Linked DNA regions of Homo sapiens: region 1 is linked to region 2. A link is a contact called in ENCODE Hi-C data. All regions are on one chromosome and are shown on one strand. The core of a region is the stretch at or near the end of the contact, and the rest is flanking DNA. Distances in the headings are between cores, read along the strand shown. Region 1 overlaps GAS1RR (GAS1 adjacent regulatory RNA). Region 2 holds the start of CTSL (cathepsin L).

The links. Hi-C counts contacts between places; a loop is a spot of excess contacts on that map.
Region 1: a map of ascending aorta shows a loop between it and region 2 (4-fold over the local background). The contact joins the enhancer-like site here to the promoter of CTSL in region 2. A Hi-C loop is called at or near these places in 1 of 168 maps with a recorded cell type or tissue (ascending aorta).

What each region holds. Positions count from the first base shown.
Region 1 is chr9:86,966,707-86,970,566 of GRCh38, reverse strand. All of the region lies in intron 2 of GAS1RR (GAS1 adjacent regulatory RNA), which reads right to left. Among named protein-coding and RNA genes, the nearest start is that of GAS1RR, 20 kb to the right of the region's middle. RefSeq lists an enhancer at 469-638. Within about 2 kb of position 1,987, at least 4 of the 41 ENCODE cell types and tissues checked have a DNase peak (open chromatin) inside an H3K27ac peak, as active enhancers do; they include ascending aorta, where a contact is called at or near this core.
Region 2 is chr9:87,724,691-87,728,489 of GRCh38, reverse strand. CTSL (cathepsin L) reads right to left here and starts at 2,371. Exons shown (of 8, transcript NM_001912.5): 1 at 2,092-2,371; 2 at 761-896; 3 at 341-463; 4 at 94-240. The coding sequence starts at 886. RefSeq lists promoters at 1,054-1,474, 1,054-2,093, 2,298-2,508, 2,347-2,528, 886-2,528 and 7 more, cis regulatory regions at 1,475-1,708, 1,709-1,854, 2,430-2,431, 2,454-2,457, 2,468-2,471 and 11 more and an enhancer at 2,059-2,580.

The DNA.
Region 1 (3,860 bases), core at 738-3,237, 760 kb after region 2:
CATTCCTAGGGAATTGGTTATCAGTGTGTGGACCTCACAGGTCTCATAGGTCAATGCCTGATGCTATAGAAAAGGTCTTAATCGGCCGGGTGCGGTGGCTCATGCCTGTAATCCCAGCACTTTGGGAGGCTGAGGCAGGCAGATCACGAGGTCAGGAGATTGAGACCATCCTGGCTAACACAGTGAAACCCCATCTCTACTAAAAATACAAAAAAATTAGCTGGGCGTGGTGGCAGGCACCTGTAGTCCCAGCTACTTGGGAGGCTGAGGCAGGAGAATGGTGTGAACCTGGGAGGCGGAGCTTGCAGTGAGCTGAGATGGCCCCACTGTGCTCCAGCCTGGGTGACAGAGCCAGACTCTGTCTCAAAAAAAAAAAAAAAAGGTCTTAATCACTCACTTAGCTCAACACCAGACTGCCTATATCAAGGGCAGGAGGAAACATGGCTCACCTGCTCTTCTGATCCCAACTTTTCCTGCCAAATGAATCAGTTGAAATAATAATAACAATAATTTATTTGGATGGAATTTTTGGTGCTCTGTGAGAATATGTACGAGCAGGCGATTTGATGGCACCCCCGTATAACAAGCCTTGACATTAACACTGATCAAACAAGAACATTAATAAATGTTTTTGTCTCCTAATATCTCTTATTAAGTGCAGGCAATAAATCAATTGTGCTGATTACATTCCACTGACCTGAAAAGAACGCTCTTCAGATCGTCTCATCTTTTTAGATGCTGGCTGTGTAACAATCAATAACTATTCACCTACAAACTTGTGTTGTGCATAGTAGGTACCCACTGAATGTTTGTTGAACTAAAAGAAAGACCCCTAAACTATATCTTACCAAAATCTCTTAAAGGCAATTCATAGGCATCTGAAACATTCCTAAGTGCGACAAAAACTAGCGTAATTATATTTATCAGGATCCACCTAAGAAGGCAGAAACCACTGTGGGTACATCAAAGAGAGAGAATTAAATTCCTTACATAGATAATAGATGCTAGGAAGCTGAACCAGGCACAGCGGTGTAACCCAGAGATCTGCATGAGCAGGGAGCTGCCACGTCTCCAAGGCTAGAAGGACAGAGAGAAAGATCATAGTTACCTGAGCCCAAGGGTCAGGTCACAGGAACCAGTGAGAACTATGGCAGCCAAGTGGGTAATGGAGGTGTGGAGTCGGGGGATGCTGCTTGAGGCAAAGAGGGACAGGAAAAACATCCTGGATTCTCCCTTCTTTCTTTCTCCTTTGTCCCTCACCAGTGCCTCCCCTCAGCCAAACCCTGCTGAAAAACAGCTTACAAGGAAGCCTGAGAAAGTCAGCCAGCAGGGTAAAGCTCTCAGTGATACAGAAGAGGGGAGAGAAGGGGAAGGACAGGGACTGGATCTGGAGCCGATGGCACAATGGTGGAGTGTCAGCTTAGGTAACATTAACACTAACTGGCTAAATACATTCAGAAAAGAGAGAGGCACTGTTGTCCCTGACACATTATAATGTAGGTGCTCAAAACAGCTTATGTCACATATACATTTAGCTATGCACACAAATATCAGAATGACTCAAAGAAGTCACCAAGAAGCTCATACACAAAATGGAGAATAGGAACATTTGAAATGACATAAAATAATTTTAGACACATTTCTCTCCAGCGTTGCCTAAACAATCAAAAGGGATCACTCTGCACATGTGTAGTGTTGAAATTGGCATCCTGAATCCAAGGCAGCTAACTACTTAATCTTCTTTCTCTTTAGGAAAGCAAAGGTTGGCAGCCTTGGGAAGCTGGCTGCCCACGGAATGCACATTTCCCACCAATCTATTTCGCCCAGGCTTTTTACCAGTTCTTGGAGCCTACGGTGTCTGGCTTGTGGCTAGACCACAATTCTGACAGGAATTGTGAGTGGGGGCCACGCCAGGCTGACTTCACCGTGATGATATCAGAGCTGAGGCGGGGTTGCCAGTCTCGACATGCTGATGTCAAAGCCAGCCCACTCCTCCAACCTGCTTGGTTTGTTGGCTAAAATAATTGGCCAACATTAAACCAGAGACTAAAGACCAAATGATTGTTTGAGGCCCCAGCAGACCTGTTTCCCAGCAGCTGCTCAAAGTAAGCACTTGATAGCACATCATGTACAATGAGGCAAGTGAGGCAAGATGTTGGAGTCAGAGAGATCTAGCTCCATATCCCAGTTGCTTGCTAGCACTATGGCTCTGGGCATCTCAAGCCATGCATCTGCAAATAGGTAGAATGATGTTAGGATTAAGGGCATGGTGCACATATAAACCTAGTACACTCTAGCATAGAGTAGGTATTCAGCCCACCACATCTCCTGAAAATATGAATGCTCAATAAAAATTAATCATCAATGGCCGGGTGCGGTGGCTTATGCCTGTAATCCCAGCACTTTGGGAGGCCGAGGAAGGTGGATCACGAGGTCAGGAGATCGAGACCATCCTGGTTAACGTGGTGAAACCCCGTCTCCACTGAAAATACAAAAAATTAGCCGGGCGTGGTGGCGGGCGCCTGTAGTCCCAGCTACTCGGGAAGCTGAGGCAGGAGAATGGCACGAACTCGGGAGGCGGAGCTTGCAGTGAGCCAAGATCATGCCACTGCACTCCAGCCTGGGTGACAGAGCGAGACTCCGTCTCAAAAAAAAAAAAAAATTAATCATCAATAATAATGATAATCCTTGGCTGGGTGTGGTGGTTCACCTCTGTAATCCCAGCACTTTGGGAGGCTGAGGCAGGCAGATCACAAGGTCAGGAGTTCGAGACCAGCCTGGCCAACATAGTGAAACCTTGTCTCTACTAAAAATACAAAAATTAGCTGGGTGTGGTGGTGTGCGCCAGTAATCCCAGCTACTGGGGAGGCTGAGGCAGGAGAATTGCTTGAACCCAGGAGGTGAAGGTTGCAGTGAGCCGAGATCATGCCACTGCACTCCAGCCTGGATGACAGAGCAAGACTCTGTCTCAAAATAAATAAATAAATAAATAAATAAATAAATAAAATCCATGAAGGAGATAGTTTTGCAAGGTGCAATATTGGGCTAATCACTAAAATAAAATTGCAATGTAAATGGCAAAATCAGTTGCCCAAATGTATTAGTCTGTTCTTACCCTGCTATAAAGAAATACCTGAGACCAGGTAATTTATAAAGAAAAGAAGTGTAATTGGCTCATGGTTCCACAGACTGTACAGGAACGTGGTGTCGGCATCTGCTCGGCTTCTGGGCAGGCCTCCAGAAAACTTACAAACATGGTGGAAGGCAAAGTGGCAGAGAGCACTTCAAACGGCCAGAGCAGGAGGAAGGGGGAGCAGGAAGGTGCCTCACACTTTTAAACAACCAGATCTCTCGTAAGAACTCGCCCACTATACAGTACCAGGATGGGTGGTGCTAAACCATTCATGAGAACAACGCCCCCATGATGCAGTCACCTCCCACCAGACCCTACCTCCAGCATTAGGGATTAAAATTGGACATGAAATTTGAACTGGGAGACAGATTTAAACCATAGCACCATGTGTGTTTAATAAATATGTCCTTCTCTTGCTTGAGACACAGAGTTCCCCAGGTTGTTTATTTGGCAACTGACCCTCCCAACCAGGCTTCCCGCGCTCTCAGATGATAATCCTGATTCATAAAGTCAACAGCCCCTAGAAAGGAACTTTCTACCCTGGGTCAATACATAGGAAATCATTAGTAACACCGTTACCCCCCTGATTTCACTGTTAACTGAGAAAAAACAGTCCTAAATACGTTTCACTTTGAATATGAAGACTCTGCTTTACTGGCTATATATGACATTGAAGCATTAATATTTGCTGTAGTAAAAATGCAGAGACTAGGCTGAGCACCGCGAC
Region 2 (3,799 bases), core at 1,122-3,621:
TGTACATCACTTTAAAGTCTACCAAAACAAAGATGTCAATCACTTCTTGGCTTTCCTGGGAAGATGGGAGGTCTGAACCTGACACTGTCTCACCTGATTCTTCACAGGAGTCACGTAGCCTTTCTCTCTCCAATCCACAGATCTGGGGGCCTCATAAAACAGAGGTTCCTGGAACACTTTCCCCTTCCTGGGCTTACGGTTTTGAAAGCCATTCATCACCTGCCTGAATTCTTCACTGGTCTTCAAGGAAAAGGAAATAAAATGTTGAAAAGCAAGAGATTACCTTAGTAAAGAACCGAAGAGAGGAAGCACAGAGCTCGGCAGTCCACAGCACACTTACCATGTCTCCAAAGGCGTTCATGGCCATTGTGAAGCTGTGTTTCCCTTCCCTGTATTCCTGATTGTGCAGTTCAATCATCTTCATGTTCTTCTCCCACACTGCTCTCCTCCATCCTTCTTCATTCTAGAGGCAAACATGTAACTGATGCTCTTTACTTCTACCTAAAACCCAACTCATCCTCACCAAGTGAATCTGCAGACAGAGATGGAAGAGAAACCATGGCAAGGGAAGGCTTGACACCTCTGGGGATGCTGTTCTCCAAACTGAGACACAACAAGGATGAATGTCCACATTGTGCTCATAATCCACGCCATTAGGTTATTACATTAGGCTATTGGTAAAAGCTGGCCTCTAGAAGCTACTCTCTGACTAAAACTTCTCAACAGCCAGGACTATTCTTTCTGGGGAAGTTTCACTAACCATGCCGTATAATCTGTTGTGCATCGCCTTCCACTTGGTCCACTGTGCCTCTAAACTGTGATCAAATGTTAGAGTAGCTGAGGCAATTCCCAGGCAAAAGGCAGCAAGGATGAGTGTAGGATTCATGTTTTAAAACCTAGGAAGGGAACAAAAATGAGGATCTGATTAGACCAATCCTAAAAAGCCATCTTACTGCCCCCTGAAAAATTAGGGCCACCATGGTAGAATAAAAATATTTAAATTATTCTCCCAAGCATTTACCCAAGGACTGTGGAAGAGGCCAAGGATGTGCCTGGAGAAAAACAGGGCACGTGGAGGTACTGGATGGACTCACCAAAATGAAAAGCAGCCTGTCCAGAGCTGTAGGAGCTGAAACAGTTTATGCGATGACAATTTAGGTTATGAGAACGGTATGAAACTACCTTGTGTGTGAGAAGCTTAAGGCAACAACTAGGAAACCGGGAAACGGTTGATCCAGGTTTTGTACCAATCGCAAAAAATCCAGGTTTCGTGCCCAGGCAAAACCTCACTAATGATAAGGTGGGATTCCCAAGTAGGGACAAAGAGATCCCCAAGAGTTAGGAGGCCTTCACACATCTTCCTGACTAACAAACACCAAAAGCTGAGATAAGTTTTCCAATCTCTCCTATTTATTTATTTATTTATTTATTTATTTATTTATTTATTTTTTGAGATGGAGTCTTGCTCTGTGGCCCAGGCTGGAGTTCAACGGCGCGATATCGGCTCACAGCAACCTCTGCCTCCCGGGTTCAAGCCATTCTTCCTCAGCCTCTTGAATAGCTGGAACTACAGGCGTGCGCCGCCTCGCCCGTCTAATTTTGTATTTTCAGTAGAGACGGGGTTTCACCATGTTGGCCAGGCTGGTCTCGAACTACTGACCTCAGGTGATCCGCCCACCTCAGCCTCCCAAAGTGCTGGGATTACAGGAGTGAGCCACCGCGCCGCCCCAACCTCTCCTTAAATGAAACCTTTCTGAAATGCTTTCCCAGGAAAAACTGGGAAGGAGAGCACGCACTGCTCCCTCCTTCATTCACTTGGGCCTGTGCTGCCGACACCCCAAACTGCTCCCCTAAATCAGGGACGGGGTCATATGGCCGCACGCGGGAAGCCAGCGCCCTGCAGCCAGCTTCCAGGGCTCCAGGCGTGGCAGGGCCGGGGACATGACGCCTGCGCCACACACTGGCTGTAGCGGTCAGAGGATGTTTGCGGTGACGCCAGCAGGAGTACCGCTGTCTGGCGTGCGGGGACTGAGCTTCCCTGTCTGGCCGGGCCAGGCCCTGAGTCGGCGCGGCGCGGCCTGGCTGCGGTACCTGTGTCCACCCGGCTCGGAGGCTGGCCTGCCCGCTCAACCAGTCACGCGCCTCCGCGGGGTCCTCAACTGCCCTCCCCGGCTTCCCCACCTCAAGGCCAGCAGAGTTCGGGGTAGACGCTCTCGTTGCCAGGGCTGGTGCACACCTACTCGACCGCGTCCTCTCTTCCAGTCCCTGTCCGGCCACAGCTGGGCCTGGCCGGCGGCGCTTTCCTGCTGCGGTCGTAGCTGCGCAGGCGCACTCCACGGATGCCGCTCAAGGTTGCGGAGGTCGCGGTTCTGGCCCAGCTTCGCCTGACTCTGCTTCTAAAACCTCGGGTCTGGGTTCGGCCGGCACCGCCCCGCCGCCTGGCTGCGCTGCGATTGGCTGTGCCGGCAGCTGGGCGGGGACTCTGGGTGCTCTGATCCCTGGCGCGGTTCGTGGCTTGTTTACTGACTGTCCCAGAGCTGGGCGTGCCTGCCTCAGTGGACCTGGAGGAAGCAGAGCTGGTGCCCCGGGGCGGCGCAGAGTAGGGTCGGGCGTCTCCCTGGAGCGCTCGAGTCAACTAAGTACACGACTTACTGCACTGGGCGAGTGGCTCCTGAAAAGACGTTTACCGCAAGCCCTGTGTGGACTGTTTCAGCCTAACCTTGCTATTCCTTAGTCCTGGAATTTTTGGTCCGCAGAGCCGAGAGTCAAGTGTACTCTAGTCCAGTGGCTCCTGTTTAGTCCACAGCAAACGTGGGGCCGGGTGGACGAACGCAGAGCCCGCGGGCAGAAGCCTTATCTCCCACTTAAGGGTGGGTGCAGCTGGGCTTTAGAAGAATCTGGTAAGGAAAGGCATCCCCAAAACACGAGATGCTATCGTCAAGACCAGACCCTAGGAGGGAGGAGACTGGCTGCGTCTCCAGAGAGCGCGGGCGTTTTGTCAAGCATCCTTTCCAGACTCCTCCATTCAGGGATTCTTCCTTCTCCCACGTCTTACCCAAAACCAACAGAAATGAGTTATTTACAGAAACATTTGGTTGACAGGAGAAAAGCAGTTGAGAACATTAGAAGCTGCTTTTATTCGCCCACTCTCTAGGCTATGGATTATATCTTCCTTGGTAACCAAGTCGTTCTCTTGAGATTTAAGAAATTTAATGACATTTAATGTCAGGATTTAAGATACAGAGAATGGAGAAATGTTGTAGATAGAGGAAAAATATGTATCTTAATCTGTATAATGTAGATATTAATTTATGTAATTAAGGATTTAAGGAACAAAACCCACAAACATTCTAAACTTTTGTCATTTCATTTTTTATTACATAAAAACATTCATTGTAGAAAATACCTTTCGGGGAAAAAAATAATTACCTCTGCCTTTACCCCATAACCTTTTCGTATGCATATTTTGACTTTGTTAAAAATGAACAAAGTCCATTGATTTCTATTGAAGATTAAACTGATAACTCTTTTAGAAGCACAATCACCTATAGTTTTTTAAGTGGTAAAATATACCTCACATAGCAAGTACCATTTTAACCAACTTTGAGTTCAGTAGCATTAAGTACCTTCACATTGTGTAACCATTACTACTGTTTATTCCCAGAGCTTGTTTATCTTCCTAAACTGAAACTGTATCCATTGAATAATAGTTCCCCATTCCCCCTCTCCTAGCTCAGGTATCTACCATTATATTTCCTGTCTGCAGGAATTTGTTTACTATTTTGGAGATTATTCCTCT